Regions from separate parts of the Mus musculus genome. Here region 2 is linked to region 1. Evidence: chromatin contacts called from ENCODE Hi-C data. All regions are on one chromosome and are shown on one strand. The core of a region is the stretch at or near the end of the contact, and the rest is flanking DNA. Distances in the headings are between cores, read along the strand shown.

What was found. A loop is a pair of places that touch in the nucleus more often than their neighbours do.
Region 2: a map of T-helper 17 cell shows a loop between it and region 1 (190-fold over the local background). The contact joins the promoter of Tufm here to the enhancer-like site in region 1. A Hi-C loop is called at or near these places in 5 of 37 maps with a recorded cell type or tissue (T-helper 1 cell, T-helper 17 cell, T-helper 2 cell and 1 more).

The regions. Positions count from the first base shown.
Region 1 is chr7:67,512,435-67,517,048 of GRCm38, forward strand. Lrrc28 (leucine rich repeat containing 28) reads right to left here. Exons shown (of 10, transcript NM_175124.5): 10 at 976-2,744. The coding sequence ends at 2,672. Among named protein-coding and RNA genes, the nearest start is that of Gm34079, 6.1 kb to the right of the region's middle. Within about 2 kb of position 2,582, at least 1 of the 3 ENCODE cell types and tissues checked has a DNase peak (open chromatin) inside an H3K27ac peak, as active enhancers do.
Region 2 is chr7:126,484,298-126,488,686 of GRCm38, forward strand. It overlaps Tufm (Tu translation elongation factor, mitochondrial), which reads left to right and starts at 3,058. Exons shown (of 10, transcript NM_172745.3): 1 at 3,058-3,193; 2 at 3,291-3,485; 3 at 3,963-4,129; 4 at 4,353-4,389. The coding sequence starts at 3,151. Gm46001 (a long non-coding RNA gene) reads right to left here and starts at 2,217. Exons shown (of 3, transcript XR_001778288.1): 1 at 2,185-2,217; 2 at 1,863-2,034; 3 at 43-225.

The DNA.
Region 1 (4,614 bases), core at 1,332-3,831:
CGTGAGATGCTTGTCAGTCAGTCGGTGAGTTGTCTGTGAAAGGCTGTCGTGAGTGTTCATGACCAAAAGTGGTTCAAGAAGAGGACCAGAGAGCAAGCCCAGTTCACCACTCTGCTCTGCCAGTCAGAGTTGAAACTCCTCAACAACTAAAAGTTACTATATAAATGCATAAAACTGTCAACATTTAAATTACACATATGCAATATGTATATCTATTACACATATATACTAGTTGAAAATACAGAATTTTTCACTTGCACAATGTTAATGTAATCAGGACTTTTTTTTGCTATGGTAACAATTATACTGAAAAGCATCAGTGGAGAATCAACTAAAAAGGCCTCTTTGGTTCGATTATACATCATAGAAAGACCTGTCCTCAAAGGCTAGCTTAGCTTTTAACTTAGCATTAATCAACCACACATGGGATGAAGATGAAAACTTACCTAAACAGATTACATTTTCCAAGCAGCCTTATTATATTATTATTATTGTATGAAATATCTGTCTATCTGATCAGAAGAAACAACATATAGGGCTGGAGGTATAGCTCAGCAATAGGGTACTTACTCAGCATGCAGTATCTCCAGGAAAGGGAGGGAGAAGAAGGAAGGGGGAAGAGGGAGAGAAGGACAGAGGGAGGGAGGGAACGAGGGAGAGGGAGGAAAGAAGATACAAAATAAGTCTTGCTTTTTTCCCAAAGCTTTAGACACAACTGGAGTACACAGCATACAGGCAGGATCCCCTCGGTTGATAGCAGCTTTTTATAATAGCAAAAGATTAATGATGATGTCAGGGAGTCCAGCACAAGGTCTCCATGAGGAACAGCACCAGAGAAACCACCTTGTAAGTTCTACTTCTCATCAATTAAGTCCAGATACTGTACCCTAAGGTTGAGAGTGACAGCCTAGAGGTTGTGTGTCCAGGCCCTGCTGTGGTTCAGTACACTGCAGTAACAGGAGGAGAGAAGACACCTGGAGTGTAAACACCTTTATTAAGAATTTAAACAAGTTAGAACAAAAGTATCCCACACCTTCTCTCAATGAGAATTCCTGAGTATCAGGGTGACATTTCATAGCTCCACTTAAGACATAAGATGGTCGAGGGCAAAACACAGATGCAGCCCTGTGTTTCCCTGTCGTTCAATTAAGTCAAGCACGGATGTGAAGTGTCAGGCCACATTTTCCTGCCTTCAGCTTATATACATGTCGGGGTTGTGCTGAAACTTCCATTCTTCCGAAAGGATGAAAGAAGAGATACACTTGATCCAGACGCTCAGCTCCTATTATACTGTAGGCCTTTGAAATATTAAGGCTGAACAGAGCAAGTTGTGAAAGGGACGGGAGGAAGTAGGGACAGTGGCCACACATGGCATGCATGGCCGCTTTCTGCCTCTGCCATTACTTGGAAGAGTCTGCTTTTCAGGCAGCAGGTGGTGTGACTGCAAAGAGATCACACACTTGTCAGTAACTATGTAGGATTTTTGGCACTGTTAGAGCCTAGAATTACAGTCAGGCTGGCTAACAAAATGTCACCAACCAAAGTTTTGGGAAATAGCTTTCCCACCAAGCAAGCCTTCTTGATTCCCCTTTCAGTCTTGTCTTACATAAATCATACCAGTAAACAGAGAACTTTTACCCCCCCCCCAAAGCAGCCCAACGAACACCTGAAAGTAAAACAGATTATGGTGGCATCCTTTCAGAGGAAGAGCCAATCAGCTGTCCCCCCAGAGAGCTCATCTCTCTGGCAAGGGAAAGCTCATGGGATTTTTGCAAAGGTGGGATGTGGACCCGTTCATTCCTTCTGTTTCCCTAGGGAGAAGTCAGAGGAAAATGAAGGCAATTTCATGTACCGGGTAAATACCACTAAGCCCCATCCACAGCAGAGCATCAGATGCCTCAAACTTCCCAATTATAGGAAAATCTTAGCAAAAAAAAAAAAAAAAAAATTCAAAACTTCTTTTTCTATAGTAGTTTAGAACAAAAGTATATTTAATTTGTGTCTACATTTTTGTTTTTAAATCCCTCTCAAAAAATGTCTTCCTAGGTTGCAAAACTTAGAAATAAGACAGGAAGTTTCCAGAGGGCGTGTGCTCTGGAGCCAGCTGTGCCTCTGCAGGAGCCTAGCTGCTCCAGCCCGGGCACCCTGCCCTGCTATGCTGGCTGCTGAGGCCATAGGCGTTGCAGAGACTCTAGAAAGTGACAAGTTTCCAATGGAGAAGCTCCTAAGAATAATCTCCAGGGGAAATCATCCTCTGGGGGAAGGCAGGATCATCACCAAACGTATGTCATCCAACAGTTAATTTGGTTCTATTATCAAATTAAGAGTTCTTCAGGGAACTGCAGCTCGCTTTAAATTAGATGTGGGGAAGCTCATTTGACTAAGTTTATATATGAGACACACTCACATACAAAGAAAAACACAGAAGACAACACGTCCTTCATTTGGGGGAGGATGTATTCCGACTTGAGGGAAAAGCGAAGGCCTTTTAGTTGTGAAGCCCAATCAGGACATTCCCAGAGTTCAGCACGGCCCTCCTCAGGACAGGGCAGGCAGGATGGAAGGGTCTGTCCTGCCTGGCTGGACTCTCCTGGCCTGGCCGCACACACTGGCGATGGAAGGCAGTCGCAGTGGCTGAGCTGGCAGTGCTCCTAAGGCTCTCGAGTGTTTATCAACACAGCAGGTTAAAAGTCCGCAGACACTGGGTGGAGCAGCAGTAAGCCACGAAGCCAATACTTGTCCTCCTGGGGGTGGGGAGAGACAGAGGGAGAGAGGAACACTGTTAGCTCAGGAGTGCAGCGTCTGGTTCTTCCCCACTGGAGACACTTCATTCTTTGTTAGAACAAGTGACTAGGCATGAATAGCAGATTGCATTGTAGAAATGTAAGGTGCCGTTTTCAATCTAAGCCCAGGCTGCAGGTAAGGCGTGTGTGTGCATGTGTGCCCCTTCTGTTAGAGGGTTTGGATGACAACCATACCTGTTAACAGCTAAGCTTTTTCATCTTCTAAAGGGCAATCAAAGAACATGAAATACATTATAAAAGTCTCAGCTAAGTATATTTTTTCACATCTATATTTCCATTACCTGGAGGCTGAGGCAGGAGGATTGCTATGGGTTCCAGGGCAGCCTGAGGTACAGAGTCAGACCCTGTCTCAAAACGAAAACAACAACAACAACAACATAAAAAGAAAAAGCACCACCAATTTAGCTATAAAACACACAGGCTGCAGAGCGTGAGTCCTCCCTACCATCTGAAGGAATCCATCCTCACGCATTCGCACAGAGCGCTCACAGAATAATTTCAGAAGGCTTATGTGACTCCAAGGTCTTACATAATGGAGATGCTCTTCTCCTGCTTGGGCACCTTTGCCTGGTGAGTCACGAGTTCCCTGGGGATCCTCATGTGCTTTGGACAGCACAGGCTCGTAGAGGCTCCTCTTCCCACCCAGAGAGCCGACGTCTGGTGTGGGGAGAGTGCTTTGCTGTTTTCCCAGGACGGCCTGTGCTGACTGCTCAGCACTGAATCCTAACTCTGCCTTTCTCCCTTGAAGCTGCACTGCTCATCATGTGCACTCAAAATGTCAGATGGAGTGACAGAGAGTGGCAAGGCTCTGGGAGAGCGAGCAGTTGGAACACTCAAAAGCCACAGCATCATGGAAGTCTGTGGGGTGAGAGAGCCAGTTCTGACTGAACAGAATTAAAGACCAACCAAACTAACTAACCAAAACTCAGATATGCTTAATGTCTTCCAGCCCCAGTTCAAGACACAGTGAGAGAATTTCTATGGTGACCCTTAAAAAATAATTTTCTCATGAGCTAAAAGATATGGCTGAAGCCCACATTCAGAGGATAGCAAATCAGATACCAGACTAAAGGTATCTTGTTTTTCATATGTAAGTGTGTGTAGTGTGGGTGCCTGTTTGAATGTGCATGTGTATGCATAAATGTGGGGACCAGATGCAGATACAGTGCATCTTCCTTGATCTTCCCGCCTTGTATACTGAGGCAGGGGTTCCTCGGTTGAACCTAGAGCTCTCAGTTCAACTAGACTGGCTGCTTGGCTCACTTTTCCTGGGGACTGGAATTACAGACAAGGTGGTCTGCCAACACCACTTTATGTAGGTGCTGTGGATCCCAACTGAAGCTGGCCCACCTGTGCATCAATTACTGCTTAGCGCTGGGAAAGGGCTATGTGAAGGTCTTTAGGTAAGGCAAAGATCTGGGTTGATGAGGACAGGAACTTAAGGCTTTGAACAGAACTAATCTAAGAATCTTGAGCCTTTAGAAATTTCATCATATTGGAAACCAATCTATCTCCTAAGAACATTAATGTTCTCTTACATAAAAAAGGTTTCAATGGCCTCCCGTAGGGTGGCTGCTGGAGAAGGAAGTGCCTAGCCTCTCTATTGAGGCAGGACCCATCGTCACCAATACTCAAGGCCTGTAGTACCACAGAGAGACATAAGGGACAGTATGAACATTTTTCAATACATAAACTTGTCAGCCTAGAAGATCATTATCTTGAAGAACACAAATGGCCAGAATTCACCTCTGCTAACCCATGGAACCTGTGACCACTGAAGAGGTTGGATTTGTCATTTAAAAGATATTCC
Region 2 (4,389 bases), core at 1,808-4,307, about 59 Mb after region 1:
GCCCTGGCTGACCTGGAACTCACTCTGTAGACCAGGCTGGCTGCGAACTCAGAAATCCGCCTGCCTCTGCCTCCCAAGTGCTGGGATTAAAGGCGTGCACCACTACTGCCCAGCCACTTTCCACCTTCTTGTTCCTGTCTGTCGAGTGTGCTCCTGCCCGTCAGTGCTATGCCAAGTGCTGGGACTTCAGCCATCGGCTGACTAAACCAACTCAGTCAACAGGGTCTCCAGCGAAGGAGGGAGGATTAAAAAGAAAACAGACAATTAGACAACACTGTAACATGACTCCAGTCAGTTCTGAGGCTGAAGCAGGTTTATATTTTTCCCAGTCTGCTTTTATATCATTTTAATTCCATGCAGATAATAAGGTCAGTTCTAGGTTAAGGAACAAGCAAGGCAATAAACTAAATACTGTGATCAGTGTTTCAAGGGGCTTCTCAGGATGACCAAGATATCTGAGCCTACTTCCCTGTCCTAGTCCAAAGTCAAAGTCTTGCCTGAAGCCCACTTCTTTGTTCTAGCCCCCAATCAGATTCCTGCCAAGTTTCTAGAAGCAGCCCCAAAAGCTCTCCACAATTGGCCCAGCACCAAATTGCTCTAAGTCTATAGCAAAATCAATGCAAACCCAGGTCTAGAGTTCTATTTAGTATTAAAGCTGCAGATATAAGACTCAGGCAATCTGAGACACTGACAAACCAGACTCTGTTTTGTGTGTTCCTTCCTTGCATCTTTTTTAGTTGTTTGGGTTTTTGTTTTGTTTTGTTTTTCAAAAGAGGGTTTCTCTGTGTAGCCCTGGCTGTCCTGGAACTCACTCTGTAGACCAGGCTGGCCTCGAACTCAGAAATCCGCCTGCCTCTGCCTCCCAAGTGCTGGGATTAAAGGCGTGCGCCATGACTACCCAGTTTCCTTGGAATTTTTTTGAGGCAGGGTCTCATATTCTAAACTGGTCTTTGCTTTACAAGATATGGAGGATGGGCTGGAGAGATGGCTCAGAGGTTAAGAGCACTGACTGCTCTTCCAGAGGTCCTGAGTTCAATTCCAGCAACCACATGGTGGCTCATAACCATCTGTAATGGAATCCAATGCACTCTTCTGGTGTGTGTCTGAAGACAGCTACAGTGGACTCATATAAATAAAAATAGATAAATTAAAAAAAAAACCCAAGAGGTGGAGGATGACCTTGAACCTTGACCCCGAGTGCTGGGATTCCATGCTGCCCCCACGCTGGGTTTAAACCTAGTCCTGGAAGTGTCTAGCCTCTGTACAGTCTTATCTAGGCCTAGTGCCTTCAACCTCTGAGGCTTACTTACTGATGAATAAACTCACCTCTTCATAGCTCTCTCTGAAGTCTGGCTGGCTAGTTCAACTTAACAGTTCTGGCTCAGACTCCTCATCAAGCTGACTGATTCACTCTGGCTTTTCTCAGTTTCTCCTGAATTGTTCTGCTTGGCCTCAAACTAACACTCTGGCAATCTGTTCTGGACTTCTGGCTCCTTCTCACTCTCTGGCTCCTTCTGTCTTCACTGTGTCTAGCTTGGTCTCTTTCTACAACCTGCTCCCTGTAAAACTGCCTCATTTCTTCTCTCCCCCCCCTTTTTTTTTTTGGTTTTGGTTTTTGGTTTTTTTCGAGGCAGGGTTTCTCTGTGTAGCCCTGGCTGTCCTGGAACTCACTTTGTAGACCAGGGTGGCCTCGAACTCAGAAATCCTCCTGCCTCTGCCTCCCAAGTGCTAGGATTAAAAAGGCCTGTGCCACCACTGCCCAGCCTGGATTCGTTAGATAAAAAAAAAAAAAAAAAAATCACAAAGACTGAGGGGAGTCTAGCACAAGATTCCAGTAACACTCTATTGTCCTTTATCTTTACCTTTTCAGAGTTTCAATCTGTGCTCAGGCCTTAGGACTGGACTTCCTGCTGCAGTGTCTTAAGTGCTGGGGTCACAAGTGTGTACCTGTATCTCCTTCCACTTGATTTTTAGAAGAGATGTGATGTAGCTTGCTTGTGCCTAGACATCTCTCTAGGGATGGAATGAGGGAATCTACAGCATTTGGAAAAGATACTGTCAATTAAGCTGATAGGGTAAATTTCAGAAAGAAAGACAGAGTTAAGAAGCTTCTATTATTTGTGAGAGTTGAAGAAGCTGTGCGAAAAGATGAATGTGACAGTTAAAAGTCATTACTATACTTACACTTATTCATTAGGGGGCTGGAGAGATGGCTCTGTGGTTTAGAGCACTGACTGCTCTCCCAAAGGTCCTGAGTTCAAATCCCAGCAACCACATGGTGGCTCACAACCATCCGTAATGAGATCTGATGTCCTCTTCTGGTGTGTCTGAAGACAGCTACAGTGTACTTACATAGAATAAATAAATCTTAAAAAAAAACAAAAACAAAAACCACTTATTCATTAGGGAACAAACATTTGCTGGGTATACAAAAGATTCAACTAACAGTAAAAAAAAAACTTCCTTTAATCCCAGCACTGAGACAGGAGATTTCTCTAGAGCTGGAAGACCAGCCTGGTCTACATAGGCCAGCCAAGGAGACCCTGTCTCGGAAGGTAGTGGGGAAGAAGGAAGAAAAAGGAAAGAAAACTGCTTGTCAAGCGTCCAAAGGACTATTGGGGGAGGAGGGTTTGACTTCAAAATGTTAGAAAGCACAGGATCCCTGCAAGAGATATGGGGGCAGTTATTTAATGGCCAAGGACTGGAACTCCCGGGACTCCATCCCTGACTCTCGTTAATTTTGCCTCTTACAGGCTGGGAGATCTTCTCTCTGGACCGAACCCAGGCGAAGCTAAAGCCTGTCACAAACTGACCCAAGCCCGCTGCCCTGGAAACCACAACACCCATAAGCCTTCGGGGGCGCTCGTGCATTATGGGGCGCTCCGCATTTTCCTCCTAAAGCGGCCCCCTCAGGCTGAACTGTGGAAATTCCCCATCGTCCCCCGCGAGACACCAGAAACCCCCTCTTCCGCTCCATGCCCGGATATCAGTGGCCGTGGCCATAGAAACTGTCTGCTAGAGGCTCCTAAACTCGCTGTCCGGACCCTCATTTCCGCCGGAAGTGATCTGCAGTCCCAAGTGCCCGTCCTTCCCTGCACGCGCGGGCCCCGGGTGCCTAGTTCCCGGTCCCGGTCACCGAGTACTACCACAATGGCGGCAGCCACTCTATTGCGAGCGACGCCCCGCTTCAGCGGTGAGGGGGCGGGTTGGACGCAGGCAGCCCGGAGTTGCGAGGGGCGCGGAGGGTAGCTGGGTTCGGATCCCTGACTCCCAAGTGCCTTTCCCCGCAGGTCTCTGCGCCAGCCCGACCCCATTTCTGCAAGGTCGGCTGCGGCCGCTGAAGGCTCCCGCATCACCCTTCTTGTGTCGCGGCCTAGCTGTGGAGGCCAAGAAGACTTATGTACGCGACAAGCCCCATGTGAATGTGGGTACCATCGGACATGTGGACCATGGCAAGACCACCCTGACTGCAGCCATCACGAAAAGTGAGTAGGGTTGGGTTGGGTTGGAGGCGTCGGGCAATGTCCTGTCAGCTGGAAGAGTCAGAACTAGAGCGTAGGGTGGGTGTCTTGTAGTCCGCTGAACTTTAGCATGGCTCCAAGAGACACTTGGGACGAAGGCTGGTGGGAAGATGCAGGAGACAGGTTTCCCTGTACAGGAAGAGCTCTGTGAGGCATAAAATGAAAACTGTGAATGGTTTCCATCCAGTGTAGAGTGGTCTGTAAAGAGATGCTGTCAGCGAAGAATTGGAAGCGTCTGTGATGAGCACACACCTTAGGAAATTCTCTCACTGTCTTACAAAGTTATCTTTCCTAGAATTACATTTGAGATTTCCTAGAATTGAGATTTAACAGAGATTTATCCTTCCAGATTGTTTCTGTATGAGGGGTTCAGGCGTGTGCCCCGAGCCTTGTCTGTAGCTCTGACCCTGAGTTGAGAGGTGTGTTCTCTTCCTCCGGTAGTTCTAGCCGAGGGAGGTGGAGCTAAGTTCAAGAAGTACGAGGAGATAGACAATGCCCCAGAGGAGCGAGCTCGGGGCATCACCATCAATGCAGCCCATGTGGAGTATAGCACTGCTGCCCGACACTATGCCCACACAGACTGTCCTGGTCATGCAGATTATGTTAAGGTGAGGGTTGCTGGGGACAGCCAGCACCTGCTTCCGTTCAGTGGAGGTGTGAGGGGGGGAGGTTATAAAATAGTGGCGGTGTTTGAATATAAGAACAAGGATTTGTGGCTGTGGGTGGTGAAGACATGGCAGAGAGATGGAGATCTTCACAGCTACTTCTCATTAGAGGATGCATGTTGAAGAGGTCCCTGAACTAAGCTGACCTTCTTCCTCTTCCACCCAGAATATGATCACAGGCACTGCCCCCCTGGATGGCTGTA